2 separate regions of the Homo sapiens genome follow, and region 1 is linked to region 2. Evidence: chromatin loops called from intact Hi-C (ENCODE). Cell type or tissue: ascending aorta. All regions are shown on one strand. Each heading gives the region's core, and the rest is flanking DNA. Links, peaks and the distances in the headings are about the cores only. Region 1 has its middle 36 kb from the start of MIR466. Region 2 has its middle 120 kb from the start of MIR466.

Evidence for each region. A loop is a pair of places that touch in the nucleus more often than their neighbours do. Peaks named below come from ENCODE experiments on the same cell type or tissue, not always from the same donor. Only the 100,000 strongest peaks of a DNase experiment are listed, where the experiment ranks them.
Region 1: a loop joins it to region 2, with 2.3 times the contacts of the local background. A loop is called at or near these places in 4 of 110 quality-filtered maps.

What each region holds. Positions count from the first base shown.
Region 1 is chr3:31,194,599-31,199,986 of GRCh38, forward strand. No RefSeq gene overlaps it. Among named protein-coding and RNA genes, the nearest start is that of MIR466, 36 kb to the left of the region's middle. In ascending aorta, for the core only: no CTCF peak of the experiment used is centred there; a DNase peak (open chromatin) is centred at 2,461; H3K4me3 peaks cover 527 bases; H3K27ac peaks cover 1,360 bases.
Region 2 is chr3:31,274,500-31,279,887 of GRCh38, forward strand. No RefSeq gene overlaps it. Among named protein-coding and RNA genes, the nearest start is that of MIR466, 120 kb to the left of the region's middle. In ascending aorta, for the core only: no CTCF peak of the experiment used is centred there; a DNase peak (open chromatin) is centred at 3,222; H3K27ac peaks cover 3,365 bases.

The sequences.
Region 1 (5,388 bases), core at 132-5,131, 80 kb before region 2:
GTTCCAGTAAATGATGCCTAGAAAATGGCACAGCCATTGTAATCCAGAATTCTCTTTAGTCTGTACTGAAGTCAGTTTCCAAAAATGCCTACACCATTCAATGCCTGATGCTATTTGGATTAACAGAAAAATTAGTGAAATATCAGTATATTGCACAACCACACAGACAGAATTATTTATGAAATGAGTAGACAACATGAAGGAAAATGGATTGTACAAATAAGCTGCCTAATCCACAAGGTTGTAATGGAAATTGCTTCCATTTCTGTGGATGCTTTAAGATGGAAGCTTTGTTGTTTTTTTCAGAAGTCAACAGTTGTTAACTGATCACACCTCTGCTTCTACAATGATTTTTGTAAAATATGAGAAGAAAACCAAAGGAACTTATTGCTGATTTTTAAAGGTATTAATGAAAGAGAAAGAAAAGGAAATCTGTGGGTGAGTTCTTTATACGTGATGAGGGGTTTTTGTTTGGTGATTGATGGTCTTCATTACGTATGAGAACTACCCACCCCGCCCGCCATGGAAAACATTTATTCTGGAACATAACTGACTTTCCAGTAAAGTGTAATATTTTCAAAGTGTTGCCATTTCCATTATGTAAAAAGTACATTGCCTTTTAGAACAGGTGTTTTGGAAAAATTAAACTTGTGTCAAAATGGATATTCTAATTTGTAATGGGAAGTTAACACAGATGGCTATAATGAGGGCTGTAAACTATCTTTTAATTTATTATTTAGAACCTTATATCATTATGCACACACCCTCAAAATGTGCAACCCCTCCAAGCACAGTTCTCAGCAGATGTGCTCAAAGGTGTCAGTAATAGCTAAGTGATGATCTGAACTGCATGGCAAAGTCAATAGAAGGTTGATGGAAATGTAGATTATAATGGAACAGGCTTTTGGAAAACAATCTCCGTGTGATGTATAGGCCATGCTATTCGGCGAGGGCGTGGGTGTGAGCACATAAACACACACACAGAGGAATCATTCAGAAGCACAGTAAGGAAGTCAGAGCATTGTGGGCTCATGCTTATTTCTAGAAGCATCACCCATTGGAAGGGGCTGAGTCAGTCCTTTAGATTAATATAGTGGTCACGATTTAGTACCAACTATACAGCAGGTACCATCAGTAGTCCTTTAAAAGAATGATCTCATTTTATTCTCTCAACAGCCATATTTAGTAAATTGTAATATACCTATTTTACAGATAATAAAAGAGAGGTGTGCTTCATCACCAAACTACCACATGACCTTGGAAAAGGCAGAAAGGTCATTTATTTATCCAAGTCATATTTGTTTCAGAAACACATTTTCCAAGTTCAATAGGAAGCAAATTTGGTTTTATGTCAGATTTGTTCATTTATTTCAAGAAATTTGTAATTGAGATACAGAGAATAGCTTGTTTATATTTAGTTATATTCTTTCTTTGACAACAGTATGCTTTATTTGAAAAGCTGAGGATAAACATTGGGAAGAATGACATGGTACCAGGTATTAAAGATGGATAAGGATGGCAAGAAAATAAGGCTGGAAACATTATCAGGGCCAAATCATGAAAATTCCATACACGATCTTAAGAAGGTTGGGCTTTATCCAGAGGATGATGAAGAACCTTTGAAGGACTTTCATCAGTGGCTACTTGATTTAACTCCACTTCTGTCTCCAGGATTGAGTATAGCTCCACCTCAATCTCTTGTAGCTAAAACCTTCCAGAATTTTCAACCTCATGGCATGTTAAAATTCCTAAAGCTTTTCTTCTGCAGTGAACTTCACCAGAGGAAAGGAAATTCCCAATGTCTGTAGACTTTCCCAACCAGCCAGCATGCTCAGCCCTTCCCACCTGTTCTTTGATAGGGTAATAATTCCTATCACCCAACTCAAGGAATAGAATCCTCCTAATCCATTCAGAGCAAGAAGAAAAGATAAGAATGGCTCAGCACTTGTAGCATGAACCTGCATAACTGCCTCTGTAATATGTTTCTCCCTTTAGCCACCCCATTTACCTTTAGCTGTTTTTTCCTTGAAGCTGGAGCATTTATTTCACTCAAAGCTATTAAATGGAAGTATTCCTTAGTGACATCACTAATACTAGGCTAAATTCAAAACTGTTCCCTCTTTAAAAGTTTAAAATTACAAATCTGTTATGCCGTAATACAACCTTTAAAGTATAAACAGGCCATTTTGTAAAAAAAAACTTAGTGTGTTCTCTACAAGTTTTTTTTTTTTCTTTTTCTCCTTTTGGACAAAGAGAAAGTTCCTAATAAGAAAATGGAAAATGCTTTTGGTATGAAATAATCCAAAACAAACACACACACACACACACACATGCGCGCGCACACACACACACACACTTTGGCTTTCAAAGATTGAATGGAGAAAGAGTTGTTTAAAAGGAGTAGTAGAATGTCTAACCAGATAATATCCCAAATATTTCAAGCACCACCCAAGAGGGAGTTTCCACTAGCACATGCCGCAATTTGCCACAGGCAGATGAGAGCGTCTAATTCAGAACATAAGCTGAGCCTCTATCTATAAAAAATTCTGCAAGCAACAGCATGACCTGGCTAGAATAATGATGTAGGACTTGTGGCTGAGAACATTCCACAGCTCAACAGATGGCTCTCCTCTGGGGTTTGAGACAGGCAGGCATCAGGCAATATCCTGACAAGAGTGAAATACTGACCCGAGGAGAAGAAAATCAGAGCCCCGGGAGATGGCATATCTTTTGTGAAACACACCATTTTCTAGGTGTGCCCTGCAGGAAGCGCCCCCTGAAAACAGCAACAAAGCAATTGCTTTCTTACAGAAGCATGTCAAGGAATTTGTAAAACAAAACCATTGGTGCAAGTGAAATTCTGTGATTTTTTTTTTTTTTTTTTACACTGAGATATTTCGATTTGTGTTTGTTTGTCTCTGCATTCAGAAGCTAAATCTTGTTACCACACGTCTTGATTCTAACTCAAGGTTTACTTCTCTGGCATATTCCAGCCCAAATTCCTTGCATCCTCAGTCCAGATCCTCTTCTATACCAGGGAGAAAACTAAGCCATGGCTGTTAACTGATAATGAGCCTGTGCTTGGTGCTATAAACAGCCTCTCCCACCCACCCAGACAGGCACTGGATTAGTGCAAAAGCAGGGCATCCCCCTGCCACCCCCCAACCCTCAGACATATCCAAAATTGAGTTCATTGTCCTCCCTCCACAACCCAATTCTCCTCTTAGTTCCACTAACAGACAAATAACTATACCATCCACCTCGTTATCCAATCCAGAAACGTAGAACTTGTTTTGGCTTCCTCCATCTTCCTCAAGTCTCTGGCCAATAATCAAGCCCCGTCATTTTGACAACCAAATCTCTCTCCCATCTGTTTTTCAACAGCCACCTTCCAGGCCAGCTCATTCTGGTCTCAGCCCTAAATTATGCAACCTGTAGCCTGAGTGATCTTTCCCAGCACAGCTCAAATTGAGTTTCTCTTGCTAAAAGCCCTTCTAGTAGCTCTCCACGGCTATTAGAATAAAGTCCAAAGTCCTTACCATGACTTAGGAGGCCCATCAAGTTATGGCCCTTGCTTTTATTGAAACCTTCATGCCTTGCCATGCCCCACCTATCACTGTATGTCCCAACCAGTCTGATGCCATATGGCTTCCCCAAAGTACTGTTGGCATGCTTGCCACCTGGCCTTTGCCCCAAATGAGCGTTCTCTACTTAACTGCTACTTGTCCCTAAACCTCAACTCAGCTTTCTCTGCCAATAGGAAGGCTTCTCTTTTCTCCTTTGGTGCCCTCCCCATACGTTCTCATAATGCTCTTTCAAGTCATAGAACTACCGCACCATGTTGGTGTCTGGGTCCTGGTAGTATTGCATACCAATATTTAGGCTTAGAACTTAGAACATTTTAGAAACTTGAATATTTGTTGAATGAATGAATGAAGACTCCTTGAAAAACTGAATGATATATTGAATAAATAAATTATATTCCTGATTATTTTGGCAATTGATAGCACATCTCTCTGCTTCCCCACACCATCATACTACTCACTTCCTTCCTTGTCTCTTACTGACTTTGGCACTGATCTGGTTCCTAATCTAGTCATTTCTCAGGCCCTCTTCACTTGGTGTACATGTGTGATATCCCTGCTGTCAGACCCTTGGCGTTCCTATGGTGTCTCTGATTTGGCCTGCCTTCTTGTTTCGCTATTCTTTTTTGGGTAGGGCTAGTCTCATAGAATCAATTGTTGGTCCCAGTCATTCACTTGTCCTATGCCTGGGCCAGTCACCACTCCTGCCCCACCCTATTCATGAAATGAGGAGTCAAGCATATTAATAAACACCCATAGTTCCCAGAGTCCCTCCTCAAGACTCAGACAAAATTATGCCATTTTTTTCCCCTTAAATTGTGATGTTGAAGCAGGACACACACAACTTTGTGAGCAGAAGTTTCCTCTGCTCTGCCAAGGAATAAAGGTCAAAGCAGAGATATGCACATGCCCTTTGACCACAGGTGCCTCCAGTGACCACCACAGTGGCATCATCAGCCAATTTCTCATCTTTCTGTAGAAGAGTCATATGGCTTTATGTCAGAGCTGTAGGTATCCATGCATACCCAGGACTTAAAATCTTGGGGAATTTTTTCTTACAAACCAACTGCTGTGGGGCAGTGTAAGGAAGAGTCATCTTATCCTTGCACGGAAGACCCTATCAATGTCTTGGCTACTCTGCAGGGCATTCTCAACAGCTGCATCCGCCATCCCGTTTGCTGCCAGGAGTCAGAGGCCCACATGGCTAGGACACTGCAGCTGAGCACCGCTCATCTATAATGTTCTCTCACAACACTTACACTCGGAGTCCTCTCCTATCCTACCTCTTCAGGCACCATCCTCTGCCACTTCCACGTATTTTTTCCACTTACTTTAGTCTTGATTTCTGCCACTCTAACCTTGGTGCTAAGATCCTGGTCTTGACCTTGCCTCTGACACTCTCAACTTGATGTCTACACATGGACTTCCAAGTGTGTGACATATGGCTTCCCTTTATGACTTTGATTGGCTCATCCTCCAGCTTAAGATTCCAACTCCATAGCATCAGCCTATCCGAAGGCCCCTTGGAAGGAGAAGGACAGCATGGTATAGTCAAACAAATAACCACCTTGCATTGCCAAGTGGGCAGCATGCTTCCTGTGGATGCTCTTTACAGAGACCACTTTATCCTAGACTTGTGTACCCTGAAACCTAAGGCTAGTGTTGGAAGATAACTATATTGCAATTGACTGACAGAATAAATCAGGTGGATTTTGAAGAGCATTCATCTCTATTTACGCCACCTCCAGATACCCTGCTGTCCTTCCTTAAGGCATTTTTAATTTTAAAAGTGCAATTCTTAAAA
Region 2 (5,388 bases), core at 313-5,312:
TCCAGTCCCAGAGGAAAAGGGACGCTAAGGAAATGATGGCATGAGCAATGATTATTAACATTATGATAAGGATTGTAAAGAATGTAACAGGGGACTTGATGGAGTCTGAGTTAACTTCTAAAGGATGATTATCAGCATTGCACTGGTGAAGGGGTAGGGAAGGGTGTTCCGGGCAGAAGGAACAGTGTATGTAGAAACTCTGAGGATGAAAGGAGCTTTGGAGAGTGGTGCTATGCAAGGCCGATAAAAAAGACAGGGGAGCTAGCTAGATCTTAACAGGGCCTGTCACCCAAATAAGGAGTTCAGTTATTATTCTAAGTGCAATGGAAAGTATTTGACTCATTTAGCAGGGGAATGGCATAATTCTATCTCCATGCAATGCTTCAATTCCTGGCTTTCAAATTGCTGAATACTCTAAGCTAAGTGAAGAAGGAAGCCACCTCCATTCATTCATATATCCCAAGAGTATAGAACATTTTTAGAATACTTTAAGAACATTTTCACAAAAGAGCAGCCTACCCCAAATGCCCTTAGTTACCAAAAACTTCATTATCTTTTTCAATAACATATTGCCAACTAGTATACAGTGACTAAATTTATCAAAAGTTCTGGATCACAGCCACCAGTTGCATAATTCCACTTTTCACCTTGTAGCCTGTTGTACTGAAAAAGAGCACTATTTACATAAACAACAAGAATGGTGCCGTCTGTCGTTGAGCAATGCAGTGGCCCTGCATATAGGTTCAGCCTCTGTCTACTAAGATTTGTATATTTATTTTTATATTTGTATGTTGCTACTTTTGTTGATTTATGAATCTGTGCTCTTAACTTATTCTAAAAATGATTTAAGGAGGCTTACAAAGACAGAGCAAATAGAACAAGATAACAGAAAGAAAACAAAAATTCAAGGGAAGAGGGAAATAAAAGGGAAAACAAGGGTAGGGCCTTACAAATGATTCAGGAATGAGGTTATTACGTAAATGCATTCCTGGTGTTTTGTACACTTGGCTTTAACTTTTCCAGCAGTCAATATTGCTGGGATTTGAGGGGACTAATTAATCAGATCCCTCCTCAGAAGGTTCAGAACCAATTGAGTAATAGAGCCAAGAAGAAAATTAAAATGCTCTTTATGTTCTAGCACTGGAAAAACTGGATTGGAGAACTGGACTTGGATCTAAGACATAAAATATCTTTCCTCCATGAAGTGCATTGATTTACCCCCAGCCACAGGCAGAACGTGTAGACTGCACTCTCCAAAAAGCAGATCTGCTGGTCAGTCCACACATCACCTGTGGGAGACAAAATCGAGAATACTAACATCCTTGCCCTGAGGGTTAGTAGTCCCAAGGTAGGACACACTGACAGACAGTGGCTATTGTTCCAACATCATCATCCGTTAGGTTATACCCCACTTCAGGAAGTTGCTTATAAAAGGCAGAAAGAAGGGTAGAAACACAGGTACAGTCACACCTTTCTAAACTGTTCAAGTACACAGCTCTTTGCTCGTCTAACCTAAGCAAGCATATATTTTGCAGTGCTTCTCAAATGTTTATGTGCATACAAATCACCTGAAGATCTCATTGAAATGCAGATTCCAATCCATACACCTAGGGAGGGGGTTGTGTTCTATATTTCAAAGACCTTGCAGGTGATGCTGAGGCTGCTGGCTGACAGATCACACTTGAGGAGAAATAAAAGCTAGAGCATCTGGAATAGAGGTCCCAAACTAGGGATCACATCCAACTCTTGACTTCAGGGGGTCTGCGTGCTTAGACGACAAAAACGAACACCTCTATTCTTTACCACCTCTAACTGAATTGCTTATTTCTTTCAATTATGAAGTAGGAACGGACCACAGTAGTATGTGCAGTAACTGTGACTTTATCACCAATCAAAATCTCATACCTTTTCCTATCACTTTACAGTTGTTGCAGATATCACCAAATATTACTTTATGACATGTTTATAATAATCTCTAAACACCATGACTCCTGGGGAATTACAGTAGTGATTAGACCCACTGCCAGCTCTTGTTATTTAATCTGTTAATAAAGAGATTTGTACCTTACTATTTTACAAATTAATGTGTTAATAAAGAGGTGTGTACTATTACTATTTCACAAATTTGATATCTTAAATATTTTGATAGCTGTATTTTACTATAATTGAGTTTTTTTGTAATCCTATGTGTTTTAGTTTTTATGCATTTAAAAGTATTATTCTTGGAAAGAGTTCTTAGGTATCACAAGAATTCCAGGAGGGCATGGCACAGAAAAGGTTAAAAACACTTGATGTAGAAGAAAGGGCTACCAGAAGTAGCCACTCTCCCATGGTAGTGACGGTACGCTCGGTGACTGCATGCTGGAGCCAGACTGCCTGGGTCTGAATTCTCCTTCCTACTTAGGTGTGAGACCGTGGACAAATGCTTACTCTCCCTAGACCTTAACATCGTGTAATACAAAGGAGTGGTTAAAGGATTTAATCAGTTACTGTTTTTAAGATGCACAGAGTAGTGCCTGGGTCAGAGTGAATACATTATAGTAGAAAATGTGAGTACTACATTCAGAAACTCAAACCACCATCTATTCAATGCCCATCTGGGAAACTGAGATAAATATTGCAAAATCCCTGTTCTCATCAAGTCCGTGGATTCAATGGGAGATATAGCAAGCAAGTAAACTGAAATGATGAACTAAGTCTCAGAAGGTAGGTAGGCACTGTGGGAATCCAGAGGAAGAAACTCCTGGCTGAGTAGGAAAAGGGAAAAAAGCTTTGCAAAATGCTCATCAAACACCTCCCCAAATCATTTCAACGTAGGCAAATGCAACCCATTTCCTCCTTGTGGCTTCTGCTGATTTCTTACTTCAATTCCCCCAAAAGCTCAGCATGCCTATGAAAATTCAATGCCCAGACTCCTTGCTAGCATTTTTCTATTTTATTAGAGTTATTCACATCTATTCTCCACTCCACTGGATGCTGGCTTTCCACAATACCATAACTGCCTGACAGGTTTGTGTCAATGCCAACACCTTGCCAGGACTAAAGGAATACCTTTCTTCCTGCAACCCAGGAAATGGCAGGCTGACACCACAGTGCTGCCCCAGTCTTCTTGGGCACAGAGACCCTCCAGCCTCCAGGGCAAGGTCAGCAAACAACTACCACAGGAAAGCAGCCCTGAGCCAGACATGAACATCATCACTATTTCCTCTTGGCTCCAGTGCCAGCTATTTGGAGATTCCTGGATATTTCTGTTGGGCGATTAGTGTTAGTAACAAAGATAGCTCCCATTTACTGGGCTTCACTGCATGCCAGGCACTGCATGCTGTACTTCCTATTTGTATTAATCTGCTAGGGTTGCCATAAAAAAACACCACAGTCTGGGCATCTTAGACAACAGGAATTTATATTCTCACGGTTCTGGAACCTAGAAGTCCAAGATCAAGTTGTCCACAGGTTTGGTTTTTTCTGAGGCCCCTCTCCTTGCCTGTAGATAACCATCTTCTCCCTGTGTCTTCACATGGTCTTCCTTCTATGCCTGTCTATGCCCTAATCTCCTATTATAAGGAAGCCAGTCATATTGGATTGGAACCTACTGCCAACAACCTTATTTCTGTTTAGTTACCTCTTTAAAGACCTTATCTCCAAATATGGTTACATTCTGAGGTACTGGAGTTTAGGGCTTCAACACATGAGTTTGATGTGAGACACAGTTCAGCCCATAACATTATCCAAGCCACAGGGAGCTATTGAAGATGAAGATCCCATGGCTCTGATAGATTAAGTAACTTGCCTAAGCTCACATGGTCAGGGGAGCTGAGAGTTGGAGCCAGAACACTCTGAGTCCACAACCAGTGCTCTGCCCACTCCACTAGCTTTTTCCTGGCCTGGTCCTTGGACTTTCTTAGGGGATCCCCAGGTCCTTCCCCCAGAACATCTGAATCAGAGTCCCAGAGGAAGGGGCTTGGGATTCTGCATATTTACAAACTCCTTGAATGCATCACAAGAACCTCTTCCCTACACCACACAGACTCCTACTACAGCTCCCATCCCAAGTCCTAGTCCTTTTAATGCCTCACCTCAGGGGATGTGGGAGCCCTGTGTGCAGAGTCTCCCTCCCCAGGGGTACCTGCTTTTCCCTGGAGAAGCTGATCTGCAGCAGGACCTGATGCTTACCTTGGGTTCCCAGGCAGGTTGTAGAGTGACTCACCCCCATCAGGCCCTTCCCAGGCCCTCCCCGTCCTTCCTTCCAGATGTAACTTCCCCACAGCTTAGTCCCAGCCTCTGAAGCCTACTCCACCGGTGGACCCTGAGTGGCTTCACCAGTGACCTGAAAGCTCGAGAATGGTATAGGCCAGAGAACATCTCCTCTGGTAGAAGCAGAGTTGGAGGCTGAGCTCAGCCAGCCTGCTTCCCCCGAACACTTCCCTCGGACACCAGTCCCAGAAGCCCTGAGAACACCAAGGTTTCCCTCAAAACTCAGTTTGAAAACCACTGTAGGAAACTGTGTATAAGCTGGATTTACCCTAGAGTCTACTTTGTTCACAGCTTTATGGAGGTAAGAATGAAGTATAACAAGCTGCTCATAAAGCGGACTATTTGATACATTTTAACCCACACATACGCCTATGAAACTATTACCACAATCAGGAGAATGAACATCCTCCACACCCAGAAGTTTCCTCATGCCCCTTGGTAATCTCTGTCCTTCTCTGCCCCAACCCCCAACCTTTCTACCCCTCACCCCTCCACCCGCAACCCCTCTAACTCCCTAATTCCAGGAAACCATTTTTTGGCTATGTATTTATTTATTTATTTATTTTATGTTTTTTTTTTTTTTGAGACGGAGTCTTGCTCTGTCACCCAGGCTGGAGTACAGTGGTGCTTTCTTGGCTCACTGCAACCTCCACCTCCCAGGTTCAGGTGATTCTCCTGCTTCAGCCTCTGGAGTAGCTGGGATTATAGGCACCCATCACAACACCCCACTAATTTTCATATTTTTAATAGAGACAGGGTTTCACCATGTTGGCTAGGCTGGTCTCGAACTCCTGACCTCATGATCCGCCCACCTCACCTCGTGATCTGCCCACCTCGGCCTCCTGAGGTGCTGGGATTACAGGCGTGAGCCACTGCACATGGCCTCACTTTTTTGGCTATTTAAATATAAACTAATGACAATTTAAAAAAATTAAAAATCAATTATTCAGTGGCACTAACCACATTTAAAATGTCTCGTATATACCTCAGGTGTCTACCTATACATCAGGTTACCACATTAGACAGTGCAGATGTAGAACATTACTAGCATTGCAGCAAGTTCTATTGGACAGGGCTGCTCTAGATACTAGGTCCTTTCCCCTTTCACAGTTCTAGATAAACATGGTTCAGATT